Linked DNA regions of Homo sapiens: region 2 is linked to region 1. The links are chromatin contacts, found by Hi-C or POLR2A ChIA-PET in ENCODE. All regions are on one chromosome and are shown on one strand. Each heading gives the region's core, a stretch centred on a gene start or an enhancer-like site at or near the end of the contact. The rest is flanking DNA. Distances are from core to core; before and after follow the strand shown. Region 1 overlaps TFEB (transcription factor EB). Region 2 overlaps FOXP4 (forkhead box P4).

Evidence for each region. A loop is a pair of places that touch in the nucleus more often than their neighbours do. ChIA-PET counts read pairs that join two places held with the same protein, here RNA polymerase II (POLR2A). Pooled maps may share reads with other maps.
Region 2: a loop to region 1 is called in a pooled map, with 3 times the contacts of the local background. The contact joins two enhancer-like sites. A Hi-C loop is called at or near these places in 5 of 50 pooled maps. POLR2A ChIA-PET finds 5 or more read pairs at or near these places in 2 of 52 experiments (WTC11 and activated CD4-positive, alpha-beta T cell).

What each region holds. Positions count from the first base shown.
Region 1 is chr6:41,682,063-41,688,685 of GRCh38, reverse strand. TFEB (transcription factor EB) reads left to right here. Exons shown (of 9, transcript NM_001271944.2): 5 at 658-778; 6 at 877-933; 7 at 1,517-1,592; 8 at 2,449-2,596; 9 at 3,608-4,708. The coding sequence ends at 4,087. Among named protein-coding and RNA genes, the nearest start is that of MDFI, 47 kb to the right of the region's middle. RefSeq lists enhancers at 409-1,275, 4,965-5,144, 5,165-5,244, 4,779-5,604, 5,605-6,431 and a silencer at 4,861-5,155. Within about 2 kb of position 4,950, at least 24 of the 41 ENCODE cell types and tissues checked have a DNase peak (open chromatin) inside an H3K27ac peak, as active enhancers do.
Region 2 is chr6:41,555,293-41,562,309 of GRCh38, reverse strand. The region is part of intron 1 of FOXP4 (forkhead box P4); the gene reads right to left. Among named protein-coding and RNA genes, the nearest start is that of FOXP4-AS1, 10 kb to the right of the region's middle. RefSeq lists enhancers at 1-404, 1,565-1,614, 1,347-2,289, 6,371-6,824, 6,179-7,017. Within about 2 kb of position 1,774, at least 16 of the 41 ENCODE cell types and tissues checked have a DNase peak (open chromatin) inside an H3K27ac peak, as active enhancers do.

The sequences.
Region 1 (6,623 bases), core at 3,701-6,200:
CTGTGTACACTGTGGGGTGTCTGGGCCTGTGATTTGTTCTGCATGTTTCTGTGGCAGATCTTTCCAGAGCTCAGATCTCTCCCTGTCAGACTCCTGCTTCAACTTCCCTTGGCTGCCCATTCCAAAATTCCAGTATCTTTGCAAGTCAAACACTGTACTGGGGATCCAGATACATCTGCCCTGCCTACAGCACCTCCACCCCCACCACTTCTGCCCTTGAGCTGCTGGAATTGTGCTCTGCCAAGCTGCCCTGTCTGCTTGTGCCCTGGTGGCTGCCCGGAGTGCCTTGCCTCACATCTCTGCTCAAGACTCAGAGTTCCACACCCTCCAGGAAACCGTCCAGAAACTCTAGAATTGATTAGATGACCTGCTCTAGGGCTTCCATAATGCCTGGGGCCTAATCCTATCACATATTATTGGTTGGATCACTCTCTCAGACACTCTAGGCCAGGGGCTCCTTGAGGGCAGGGACTACATCTTATAATAGCTCTGGACTCTGCAGACCTTCAGGTTGAATTGCTGGGTGAAAGGGCCCAAGGTGAATTTTGACACTCCAGGTGTCCCCAGGAAGGACTGCTCCTGGGATGATAGGCCCTAGAGGGGGCTCCCCGTGGAGAGGGGGATACTCATGGGTCTCCCTCACCCCCTACCCCACAGCTACCCCTGTCCAGCAGCCACCTGAATGTGTACAGCAGCGACCCCCAGGTCACAGCCTCCCTGGTGGGCGTCACCAGCAGCTCCTGCCCTGCGGACCTGACCCAGAAGCGAGAGCTCACAGGTACTGCCTCCCTCTACCCCTGTGCCTTTGAATACCCGACTCCTCCCTCCTTTTCTCCCTCCCTCCCAGCTCCTCTCTCCTTCTCTTTTGGCCTCCAGATGCTGAGAGCAGGGCCCTGGCCAAGGAGCGGCAGAAGAAAGACAATCACAACTTAAGTGAGTCCTGCCCCGCCCCTCTCCCTGCCTCCCTCTTCCTTGTTCTCACCTGGGCTGGCTAAAAAGCCACTCCCTGACCTGCACTGGTGGAAGGCTTCCCTGCTCAAGGCCAATTCACTTGCAGATGGCTTAAGCCCTCCCATTGCTGTCGCTCAGTGGTGCCTGGGACTATTAGTGCTGTCTTTCCACTAGGCCTCTTTAGGAGTGGGTAGGAAGGATTCCTGTAAGGGATATTCATGAAACCCCCAGTTTATCAGGTTGTTTTCTGGGTTAAGGCATGGAACCTGGGGCATCAGAGTTCTGTGTAGCAGGGAAGAGTCCTACCCCAGGCAGCTTTGCTGTGCTACGAGCATCACCATGGCTGATTCTACCTTTCAGTGCTCTTAATTGTGTCTGGCCTTTGCCCTGGACCCCCTAATTCCTGTAGAAATCCCAATCTGTTGGTCACCTCTTACTTCCTGGAAGAACTAAATCTAAGCTGCAGGCTGCCCTGAAGCACCCCTCCCTGGGCTGGGTACTTCTCCCCATGGGGTGGGGGGTCCCCATCCCTCTAATTGCTCCTTCTGGAATCTGTTACCTTTAGTTGAAAGGAGACGAAGGTTCAACATCAATGACCGCATCAAGGAGTTGGGAATGCTGATCCCCAAGGCCAATGACCTGTGAGCAGGTTTCTGAGGGGGAGGGTGATGGGTCTGGGTGGGCAGCAGCTGACAAGTATTATCTGCCCTCAGCCCCATGCTAGTTACTAGGATGGGAGGAGAATTCCTTCTAGAAGTTCATCTATTTGAGAAAAGATCTCTCCCTCTCCCAAATCAGGAAAGAATCAGGAAAGCTCAAGACAGATGAGTTTCTGTCCTGGAAGTGAGGCTGAGGTCAAGGGAGGCTTCTTGGAGGAGCAGTCATGCTGAGAAAGTTTTCTTAAGGCCATTGGGCTGGCAGACAAGAGGCCGGGCTCACGCCTATAATCCCAGCACTGTGGGAAGCTGAGGCAGGCAGATCACTTGAGGTCATGAGTTCAAGACCAGCCTGGCCAACATGGCGAAACCCCATCTCTACTAAAAATACAAAACTTAGCTGGGCACAGTGGTGTGTGCCTACAGTGCCAGCTACTAGGGAGGCTGAGACAGGAGAATTGATTGAACTCAGGAGGTGGAGGTAGCAGTGAGCCGAGATCTCGCTACTGCACTGCATTCCAGCCTGGGCAACAGAACGAGACTCCATCTCAAAAAAAAAAAAAAAAAAAAGAAAGGTAGGCTGGGCTGGAGTCTTGGTAGTCTGGGAAGGAGGCTGCTCTGAATTGCCTGGTTTCATGAGATTAATGAAGTGGGCAGTGGCAACAGAAGTCACCAGGAGGGCCCATTCTGTGCAAACTGAGATCAGCCACCTCCACCTCCAGGTCTGGGGTTGCTGGGTAAGACTGGGACAGGCCACATAAGCTCTGCAACCAGAGCAGTAGCAAGGATTTGGCCACTCTTCTGAGCATGCACCTCTAATTTGCCTGGCCTGCTGCTGCAGGGACGTGCGCTGGAACAAGGGCACCATCCTCAAGGCCTCTGTGGATTACATCCGGAGGATGCAGAAGGACCTGCAAAAGTCCAGGGAGCTGGAGAACCACTCTCGCCGCCTGGAGATGACCAACAAGCAGCTCTGGCTCCGTATCCAGGTCTGGTCCTGAACTTGGACTTCTTTGGTAACTCTGACCCTTAACCTGGCTCCTGGCCCTAAGGGGCAGTACTTGTACTTCTGAAGTTGGAGACACAGGAATAATGCCCATTAGGAAGGAGGATGTATCAGTTAGGATGTTTTGCTTTGGTAACAAACAATCCTCAGCATCTTTAAGCAACACATATCAGCTGGAGGTTCTGTTCTGTGAGACCCTCATTCTGGCACCCACGCTGCTGGCACCCAGCTCTCTGATGGCACATCTAGAGCTGGCTCTTAAAGCCATTGTCACTCTTAAGGTGCCACATGTCACTTCTGTTCAATGGGCTTGGCCAATGCAAGCACACTCTACAAGTACTCTAACCTCAAGAGGCAGGAAAATGCAAACCTATCATGTGCCTGGAAGGTAGAGAGCTGGAATCATTTGGTGGGTGGCACTAGGAATCTCCACAGGGCCAACCTAAAGAACCAGGAGCTTGGCAGAGTCAGCCCTACCAGCTGGAACTGAGAGTTCTAGTCCTGGCTCTGAGTTGAGGGCCTCTTGTCCTCTTTAGACCTGAGGCTGGCCCTTTACACAAAGGGCAATTGGACTGCACCTTGTTTCTCTTTCTTATGGTAGATGACACAATTTACATTAAAATCTAGCACACACAGGCACAAAGTGAAAAATCAGTTTCATGAAGTAACGCTCCCCTCGTCCTTAATAGATGCAATGCATTCTAATAATTTCTATTCTAGTCTAGTCTAGACAAGTCAATTTCAATTAAAAAAATAGAAAGCTGGTCAAGACTCACTACGGTGGCTTCACAACCCACTAATGAGTTACGACTTGTAGTCTGAAAAAACACTGGTCTAGACTCTAGAGCTACCCTATGCTTTCTTCCAGCGGAAACACTTTGGGTCTTGGGTGCCGTAGGGCAGGGGCAAGTGCTGTGATAGAGGCCCAGGGGAGGGGTCCTGGTGGCTGGTGCCCATAGGTGTGTTCCCCAGCCTTCTGTCTGCTCCCCTGCAGGAGCTGGAGATGCAGGCTCGAGTGCACGGCCTCCCTACCACCTCCCCGTCCGGCATGAACATGGCTGAGCTGGCCCAGCAGGTGGTGAAGCAGGAGCTGCCTAGCGAAGAGGGCCCAGGGGAGGCCCTGATGCTGGGGGCTGAGGTCCCTGACCCTGAGCCACTGCCAGCTCTGCCCCCGCAAGCCCCGCTGCCCCTGCCCACCCAGCCACCATCCCCATTCCATCACCTGGACTTCAGCCACAGCCTGAGCTTTGGGGGCAGGGAGGACGAGGGTCCCCCGGGCTACCCCGAACCCCTGGCGCCGGGGCATGGCTCCCCATTCCCCAGCCTGTCCAAGAAGGATCTGGACCTCATGCTCCTGGACGACTCACTGCTACCGCTGGCCTCTGATCCACTTCTGTCCACCATGTCCCCCGAGGCCTCCAAGGCCAGCAGCCGCCGGAGCAGCTTCAGCATGGAGGAGGGCGATGTGCTGTGACCCTGGCTGCCCCTGTGCCAGGGAACAGGGGCCGGCCTGGGGGCTGGGAGGGCCAGGGGCACCTCCCTCCCACCCTTCAGGCTGCACTGTGTGTGAAGTAGCCACCTGCCCTGCCTCCCTCCTCCCCGTTGGCCCCTGTTTGGACTTAGTGCCTGTCTGGCAGCCTGTGGGGTCAGGAGAAGCACCCCCAGGGCAGCCCTCTTGACTGGCGCAGTGGGAAGAGGCCTTCAGCCCCTCTCCCGGAGATGGAATCGCGGGGCAGGGAGGGGCAGGGTGTTCTAGAGGTGAGAAGAGGGCCTGGTGGAGATTCCCTGTCTTCTGAGCCCGAGCCCCTCATTACCAGTGAAGGACATGCTTGAGGGGTTCGGGAAGCTCCTCATCTGAGGCAACTGGTCCTGGGGGTGCTCAGGCCTGCCTTTTTGGGACTCAGATGGCAGGAGGTCCACCCCGCAGCCTGGTCCTCGGCTCTCCCACAGGTGGGCACCCCCCACTTTGGTGCTAATAGCTCTCCACCAGGTGGTGTGAGCGCGGGGGCTGCCAGAAGCGGGAGGGGTCACTGCCGGAAGAGCAGCTGCCCTCCGACCCCTCACTTTGTGCCTTTAGTAAACACTGTGCTTTGTACTTGCTGGTCCTGTCTCTTTGGAGTGGGTCTAGGGCTGACAGCGAACGGGAGGATTCAACCCAGCGGGCCCCCTCCAGAGTGCGGATGCTGCCTGAAGGGAGTCGGGGTGGGGGGTACAGGGAAGAGGGAACACGCTTGTCACACGCCTCAGCCCTGCCCGGGGAAGACGAGGGGTTTGGGTGCTGAGGGGGGCACGGTCCCTCCTCACGGCCACGAGGTGGCGCTGCGGCCACGCCGGTTCCACACCTCCAGCGGCGGCCGGAGCGAGACTAGTTGATGTGGCGAGAGGGTTGCTCACAAACCAAGTGCGCCGCCCTTAGCTGCTTATTTGGGGCACCCTGGGCCCGGGGTGGGGGGCATGCTTCTTCTGTCCCACCCCTGTTCTGGGGGTGACCTCCCCAGGTGGGCGGCCACCCGGCTTGAGAAGCTGTAGCTGGGCGCTCTGGAGGCGGCGCTCGCGCTCTGTCTGCCAGACGGGCTTCCCGGTAACTGAGGGGCTGCGTCCTGCTAGGGCTCTGGGGAAAGGGACCCCCGTGAGCTAGACAGGGAGGAGATGGGAGTCCAGGACGGCGCGTGGGGTGTTATGGGCCCGGGTCCCCCCGCCCCGCTCTGGCTCTGGCAGCGAGGCCTGGGCGCGGCCTTTCCTCCGAGCTGCAGTCCTTGGGCCTCTGCTTGGAGACGTTGGTGTTTATGACCTCGCCTAGGAGGGGGACATGGGCTGGGGACAGTCAGGGTTCGACTGGCGGCTGCTCGAGCCCCGGTGCCTGGCGGGAACAGGGAGAGGGCTTTTCGGGCTTCATCCAGTTCCCCTCTGCTCTCCACGGCCGCTTCAGGCAGAGACCAAAATGGCTCCCCGTCATCGCCCTGAGAGGCTGAAGGGGCCTAATTTAAAAAAAAAAAAAAATCCCGGGATGAAAATGGCTAATAGGGCAATTTCCTCTGTGCCGAACGGGAGATCAAATCAACGTTGAGCAATTAGCGTGCGAGGGGAGAGAAGGAAAATGGGCCGGGCGGCTGGGCGCTGATGGTGGCCGGGCTGGCGCAGGCTGCAGGATTAATCTCAAGGTCAGATGGAGCCGGGGATGACCTTGTGGAGCCTGAGCCAGCCGGGGCGCTGGCGCCTCCTCCTAGTTCCAGGTTCCACCCCACCACCTGGGACTTACCCATGCCCTGGAAACCCCTCTGAGCCCCGTCTGGGTCAAGCCCTGAACTCTGTGAGACACCTGATTAACTAGGCTTGGCCTGCCTTGGCCGGGGGATGAAGGCTCCGGGAAGTCCCAAGGCCGGTCCTTCAGGCCCCTGAGAAGTCTCTCCCGACCCCACTGGCTCTTCCACTTCACCCTGGGGATTGACCTAGTGGAGTGGAGGGCTGCCCACCTGCTTCCTCTCACAGCCCTTCAAGATCACGGATAGCCCTTCCTGCCAGCAGATGTCTGCTAAAAAGAAATAAATATTTAAAACATTTTTAAAAAGGAAAAAAAAAAAAAAAGAAAAAGATCACTGATATCCCCGCCTCCACCTGCCTGCTGCTTTCCTGCCCCTGGGCTCCTTCAGCCTGGCCACTACCTCTGGCATTGGAGTATGGACTGCATATTCGACAGGACAGAGGGTGTGAGTGGGGTTCTGTCCACAAGAGGGTGCCCTGGGCCAGGACTAGGCAGCTGCCCGCCGCGGCTGGTGGGGGTGGGGGAGTCTCAGCTTCATTGTACATTCCAAGCTGTCTGCCTGGGTGGCTCCCATCCTGCCTGGGAGTCCTGCAGTCCTACCGATTTGGCTGAGGCCGGCCCAGGAACTACTTCCGGTATTTCAATAAGCCACCAGAAAGTGTTCCTGTTTCTGAGACCAGCCTGAAGGACCCTCACTTTGTGGCTGGAATGGAATCTGGCTGGTGATTATGAACGACTCTGATTCAAT
Region 2 (7,017 bases), core at 525-3,024, 120 kb after region 1:
TGGCATGCTCTGCCCCCTCCAGGGTCTTTACCCCACTGACACACACCCATACACCTCCTTCCATGCTCCCGCCCACCTAACAACATACCCCCCAAACCTGCATGACAGGCACTCCGAAGTGCTTTCTGAATTCTCACCTCTGCCCTGGGATACCTGCCCGCCAAGGATGAGCACACCAGCAGCCTCATGTCTCCTGCCCACCTCTCCACAGGGCGCCGCGACAGCACCGGTGTGCTCCCTGCACTGTGGGTGAGCAGGCTCTGGGTGCCTGGGACCCAGTCAGCTAAAGACAGGATGGGGAAGGGTGCTGGCGGGAGGCCTTGATTATCAGTCCCCTGTAACTACAAGGGTGTGGGGTATGGAGGAGAAGTCAGTGTCCACAGGAGCCTGAACCCTGGCTAGGGGAGCAGGCAGGGGCCTGGGCTCAGCCACACACCATTGTGAATCCTCTGCCTTCCCTTTTCTCTGAGCCTCTACTTCCCTGTCTCTATACAAATAGGTGGTCCTGAAGGTCTCTTCTCACTCTCAGTCTGGCATGTGGACATGAAACCACAGTACTTAAGTGAATACTGGTAGGCACTGATGGTCGGTCTGCTGGAGTCACAGCCGGGTCCCTTTCACAGTGGACTCCACCCAGTGTAGATCTGAGCTGCTTCCTCTGGTAATGAGGGGCAAGCTCCAAGAGGTCCTCCTTTCTTCTCTACACACCCCTATCTTCCCAATCCATGCTCCTCCCCCAGCCACCAAGGTCCTCAGCAAGGAGCAGCTGAACACCTGCGGAACAGGAAGGCAGAGGCTCTGAGAATTAGACCATCTGGTTTCTAGGCTCAGCTGTGTGACCTTGGGCAAGTCACTGGGGTGCTCTTTCTGCCTCCATACAATAAGGTAGGGATTGGCCAGGGGTCTAAGGTTCGCTAATACTGGGCTCTTATCCCCCACCCCAGACTTTCCATATGCCTCTCCTACCACATGTTGGGGGCAAATGGGAGATAGCACCGGAGGCCGAGTTATTTTGGCAGGTCCAGGATTTGTCTGAGGCTCAGGTCCTGCACTTAGGCAGGACCTAGTGGCCCAACCCTCAGCATTCCCCGTGGGGGAGCCAGGGCACCTCGGAGCCTATGTCAGGCCTAGAGGCTCCTGCAGATGCCGTCGGAAGGAAGCTGGGTCAAAGCCGCGGCTGCCTCTTCCGCTCTGAGGCAGTCTGCGGGCCGCTGGGGGCTCCCACTTCCCCGGAGGCTCCTGGCTCTTCAAAGAACCTGGGCGGGCGAGTGCGCAACGAGGGACGCCCTTGGAACTCGCCGGAGACCGCCCCATCCCCTCCCTGGCCGGAAGTGACGAGTTCCACCTACCTTGGGGCCAAAGGGGGGACCCACGGGCTGGGGTGCTTTTGTGGAAGGAGAAAAGAGAAGGGGAACCCCACATGCGGAGAAACCTTTTGTGCCTTTTCACGGGCCCATATGGCGTAGCGAGTATTAATTACCGTCGCTTTTTAATTAACAATCGCTTAATCTGAGCCGTAACATTTGCCATGACACCCTGCGCCTCGCCGCGAACCCGCACCGCCCGCCCTGCCAACTCATCAATTAATTTTTATTGACGTTTTCTTCCCCCAAACAGGCACAATACCAGGGTTTTCCAATTAACACCTCTGCGATCTCTAATTAGTGCAATTAACAGACTGATGGATGCCCGGAGTTTACCCGCGGGGGAGGGAGAGAGGGGCGGGGCAGCCCCCAGCGCGCTCCTGGGCGCGCGTCCTGCCGGGAGCACACGTGCACGCGCAGCTGGAGTGGAGATGAGGCCCCAGTTCTTAAGGGAGACACGGGTGGGGAACGACCACAGGTAGCCCGTACCCAGAGCAATGGTGGCGGTTGGAATTTAAATAAGATATCGTTTCCAGTTCTCCAGAAACCTATAATATAGTCTGGGAGACAGCAGGACGTGGCCCAGCTGACAGCCTGACCCTGTAAGTTGGTGTCTAGCCCCAGCGCTAACACCAATTTACTACTGAATGACTTGTTTTTTTCAGAGTGGTGGTGGTGCGGGGGAGAGTCTCACTTTGTTGCCCAGGCTGGTTTCCAACTCCTGGGCTCAAGTGATCCTCCCTCCTCAGTCTCCCAAAGTGCTGGGATTACTGGCCTGAGACACTGCACCTGGCCTACTAGAGTGACTTGGAGCAAGTTGATTCTCCTCTTTTCTTCTCTGTATAATGGGGAGAACTGGACTAGATGTAGCCATCTCTTTTATAATTTATAATTCCAACAAAGATTAGGAAGCAGATTGCAATAAGAGGTAAGATTTCTTAAAATACAATAGCACGGAGTAGAAGATGAGAATGACGGACCACAACGTTAAATCAGGGGGTTGCAGACCTGAGTGCATCAAAGTTACCTTGGAGAGTTTGTTAAAACACAGATTACTGGGCCCCAACAGAAGTTGCTAACCCAACAGGTCTGGAGTGGGCCTGGGAATCTGTATTTCTAAGAAGTTCCTAGGTGATGCTGATGGTGGTTGTCCCAGGCAATGGGGCTCCAATGATGAACACTAACTTTAGTTATGAGTTTCCTGCTGGGCAAAACTAGATGATATATCTGCAAAAGCCATTCAATCATTCAACATGTATTTAGGGCCCCATTAAGCTAAGCACTGGGGATCTACCTGAAGGAAAGTGAAATGTGGACGCTACTGAACAAGGCAGTGCAGCAGTGTCCTTAGATGCTCTGAGAGCTGCAGGTAAAGGACTCAGCAAGGGCGACTGGTAATAATGGAGGTCCTAGCCCCTTCTCTTTTTTTTCTAGATAAACCTGGCACTTGTTTTTCCTCAAAACAAGTTTCCTAAAAACCAGTGGGGCTTTAGCCATGAACAAAGTCATGCTTCTCTCTCCTCCAGTGGTTGGCCAGGAGCATGTTTCACCAGCAATGACCCTTCATCCATTCATTGGTGCGACCAATGTTTAAGTACCTACAGTGTGCCAGGCTCTGTGTATGCAGACTCCAGCAGAGCAGGACACAGGCTTGCTCTTGTGAAGCTTATGTTCCCATGAAGAGTGTACAAATGTTAACTAAATACACAAGTAAATGGAGAAGCCCAAGTCAGATACATTCTATCAAGTGTGAGTACAGGAAATAAATGGGGATCTAAGGTAAGTGGAGAGGGGCAGGGAAAGCCTCCTTTTGCCAGGAAAGGGCATTTATGCTTAGATATGAAGGCTGAGTAGGTACTGGCCAGGCAAAGTATACAATGAATGCAGGGCAAAGAACATACGCAAAGGCCTTTATTTTACAAAAGAAGGGTCGTCGGTTTCAGACTTTTCCAGAATGAAAAACCTTTGAAATACATACATTTCTAGATTATATAAAAAGATACACATGTGGATACCAGAGCACAAGGATGTCTTCTAGTTCCTTCTTTCTCTATTTGTTTGTTTCTAGCTATCCTGCTATATCTTACTTGTGTCAAGAGATATAAAACAGAGGGCTTTTCAGAGCAACGAGCCCTGGCCCTACAAGTAACTGCAGGATGCTTCCCAATCCAAAGTCCCAGGGACCAGCCTCCCCCATTCAGCCCTGGCCCCAGAGGCCCACTGGCTTCTGGCTTCAGGCTCCAGGTAAGGGGAGGGCTTCAGGGCAGTGGCCACTTTGGGCCTCTGGCTTACTTAGCCAGCCACTCATTTGCCAGATGAACTGCTAACCCTTCCTGGCCTCTTACTACCTTTGTGACATTGAGGAATGAGGTCACCAGTCTGAGCCCTGGTTTCCTTATCTGTAATGTGGGGCCAATGCCAGTACACCTTCCTTCCAGGGTTGCAGTGGTATCAAATAAGACACACTGCATGAGGAAGATGTTTAGAGAAGGGTAGTGACTATAATTACAGGAGTCCAGAAAGTCTTGCTACAACCCACCTGAGTGGGCTATGGTTTAAAAATTGATCCCACCCCCCTCTCCCAGCCCTTGGTTCAGCACTTGAAGAAAGTGAGTCAAGACCCATGGGTTAAAATGTGGCTATAGCTCCAGAATAGGTCCTGAAGCCAGAGGTGGGTGATGTGAGTCACGCACTGCTTGGCTCCCTGATCGTGCCAGCAGTTTCTCTCCCCAAACACATGGGGCTCTGTGAGTTCGAGAGTAGGCTTAATCCCTCTCCAAGCCCCTGCCCTCCTTGGGCACTCCTCATTGTGTGGGTCAGAGGCTGGCACGCTGGACTTCCCTCTGTACCCCCATCTCTGCCTGAGTTCCTGGCCTGGGAGTCTCCCTCAATGACTGTGACATCCTAGAAGCTGCCTACCCCAACTCTAGGGACCATTCAAGGCTTCTTAGCACAACACTTGGGTGCTCGGAGGAGATCAGTACAAGTGGCAGGGCAAAGACATTCCTATCTGAAAGGCTCCACCAAAGCCTTCGATTTGTAAGGTGAATCTGCCGTCCTGTGCTGTCTGTTCCAGGTCCTCTCCCAAGTTCCAAATAACTTTATTTCTGAATCCTAAAAGTAAGAGACATCCTGGTAGAAAATTTTGAAAAAAAGAAAAAAAAATAGAGTACTCATAATCCTACCCTACAGAGATCTAGCCCTTTGGGATATATAGCCTTTCTGGTCAATCCATTCTCACTCTCTTTTGGCATATAAACATTTAAAAAGTGAAATTTGGGTCATAATCTATACATGGTTTCAATTTTCGTCTTTTTCCACTCACCACTTACTATCATAAGCATTTCCACATGCTGTCAAATATTTTAAGCAACAGTTTCTAATGGTCACACAGTTGCTTGAATGGGCCGCATGTTCCAGAATGTATTGAGCCAATCCCCTAGAGTTGGACATCTAGGCTGTTAGCTATGTTTTACTATGACTCTGCAGTAAATGGGAACAGGATACTCTATGGGAACAGGATACTCTACATTTTTGACTAGTTGCATAGGATACATGTTTAGAAGGTGGAACTGCATATTTTTAAGGTTCTTGATATATTCATTCCCAAACTGATGCCCATAAAATTCATACCAATTTTGCCCAGTTCTTCTTTAGCAAGCAGTCACATCTCATAAGACTCTCGGGCCCTAACCTCTTTAGTGATTTCCCTCAATTCTCCTCAGCTCCTTCTCCAGGAGATTCTCAGAGCCTGAATAAGGCATTTGCAACTCAACACTACAGGCCCTGTCGAATCTGGGTGAGTTCCCTAAGGTCAGAGTGGGGTAGGGAGCCTTCACCTGCAGCTGATACTGAGCACAGTGGGCACTGGGGTTGGGGCAAATGGAGGTGAGCAAAACGTAATCCTTGCTTTTGCCGGGCTTGAAATGGAGAGAGGAGAAAGACTAATGGGCAGGTAAGTTTTCCTTCTGAACATCGGAATCATCTGGGGAGCTTTAAAAAACCAACCAACCCATACCTATGGCACACCCTAAGTCAATTAAATCGCACTCTTCAGGGAACTGGACCCAGGCGTGGATATTTTAAAAAGCTTTCCAAGCATTCTAAATTCCCAGTGCAGCCAGGATTGAGAACTTCTGTCTTACACAACACACACAGCTTTACAAATGTTATGTTAGACACTGGGGACCATGGAGCCTGGAGGGAGTAAGGGGTGCTCTGGGAAGGCTTTCTGTAGGAGGTGGCTTCTGAGCTGAGCCATGACGCAGCAAGGCCTCGGCACACAATTTGTGAATATATTTTATTGTTAAAAACCATTCGCTTGCCGGGCGCGGTGGCTCACACCTGTAATCCCAGCACTCTGGGAGGCCAAGGCGGGCAGATCACAAGGTCAGGAGATCGAGACCATCCTGGCTAACATGGTGAAACCCTATCTCTACTAAAAATACAAAAAATTAGCTGGGCGTGTTGGCGGGCGCCTGTAAGTCCCAGCTACTCAGGAGACTGAGGCAGGAGAATGGTGTGAACCTGGGAGGTGGAGCTTGCAGTGAGCCAAGATGACGCCACTGCACTCCAGCCTGGGCAACAGAGCGAGACTCCATTTCAAAAAAAAAAAAAAAACATTCACAGAGTCCCCAAGAGTGCTTTCCTATAGCCCCTCCCTCCTCTCTCCCCCATGCAATTTTGCGCTCATTTTGACAGAGGATGGAACCACACTTCAAAGATGCCAAAGACTTGACAAGGTTACCTGACTGCTAAGTGACTGAGCCAAACTGAAACCAGGTGGCTCTCCTGACTCCTAAACCAGTGCTCCTCCCCGCGTCCTAACTCCCCGAGTCACTCTGGAATCCAAGCCTTCCCTTACCCCTACCACCACCCTCCACCTTACCTTTTACTGGCTCCATCCCTGAAACGCTCCCACAGGCCCTGGCAAGGTGGCCTCCCTCAATACCCCTTCCTACTACACAGACCAAAAAAAAGAATTAACAATACAGGGGGAAAAAAAGAAAGAGAACCAAAGATCCCACTCCATCTCATTAAGAAAGTAAACATAAGAGCCATCTAAGTGTCTAATTAAGCTTCTAATTAGTCCCTGCTTGTTACTAATGCAAATTAGATTACTCCGCTTAACTACAGCATGTCCACAACACCCTTGTTAATTGCGGCCTTTTGAAATTAAATTACTCCCTAATTAGCATATCAAAGCCATTGATTCGGAGCTGGGAAAGATGAGGGCAAGAGGAGCCGAATGCCAAGTTTGGTTAATCAGAGACGGCTAATTAAATAGTGACGTCTTATGTGGGGGGCCTGCTGGTTAAGGGGTAGGGGCAATTCGCCCAGGGCCTGAATGGCCATCTGGAGCCTGGTTCTGGTGGTGCCTTTGGCACCAGGGTTTCCTTTGGGCACAGGAGGGGCTCTAGAGGGCCTGGGACAAACCACTGAGTATGGCCATTTCTGGGCCCCTGGCTGTTCTGCCCAGCCTGCCCCGACATGCCTTGGCCCCTCCCTTCATTTCCTCAGATGTAGGGGGCAAGTGATGACTTTATCATAGAGGGGCTCACCCTGGCAGGGATGCGCTGATTTCATCTTGAAACAGGCCCCCGGAGACACAAGGCCTTATGGTACAAAGACCTAACCTCTGTGGTAGAAAGAA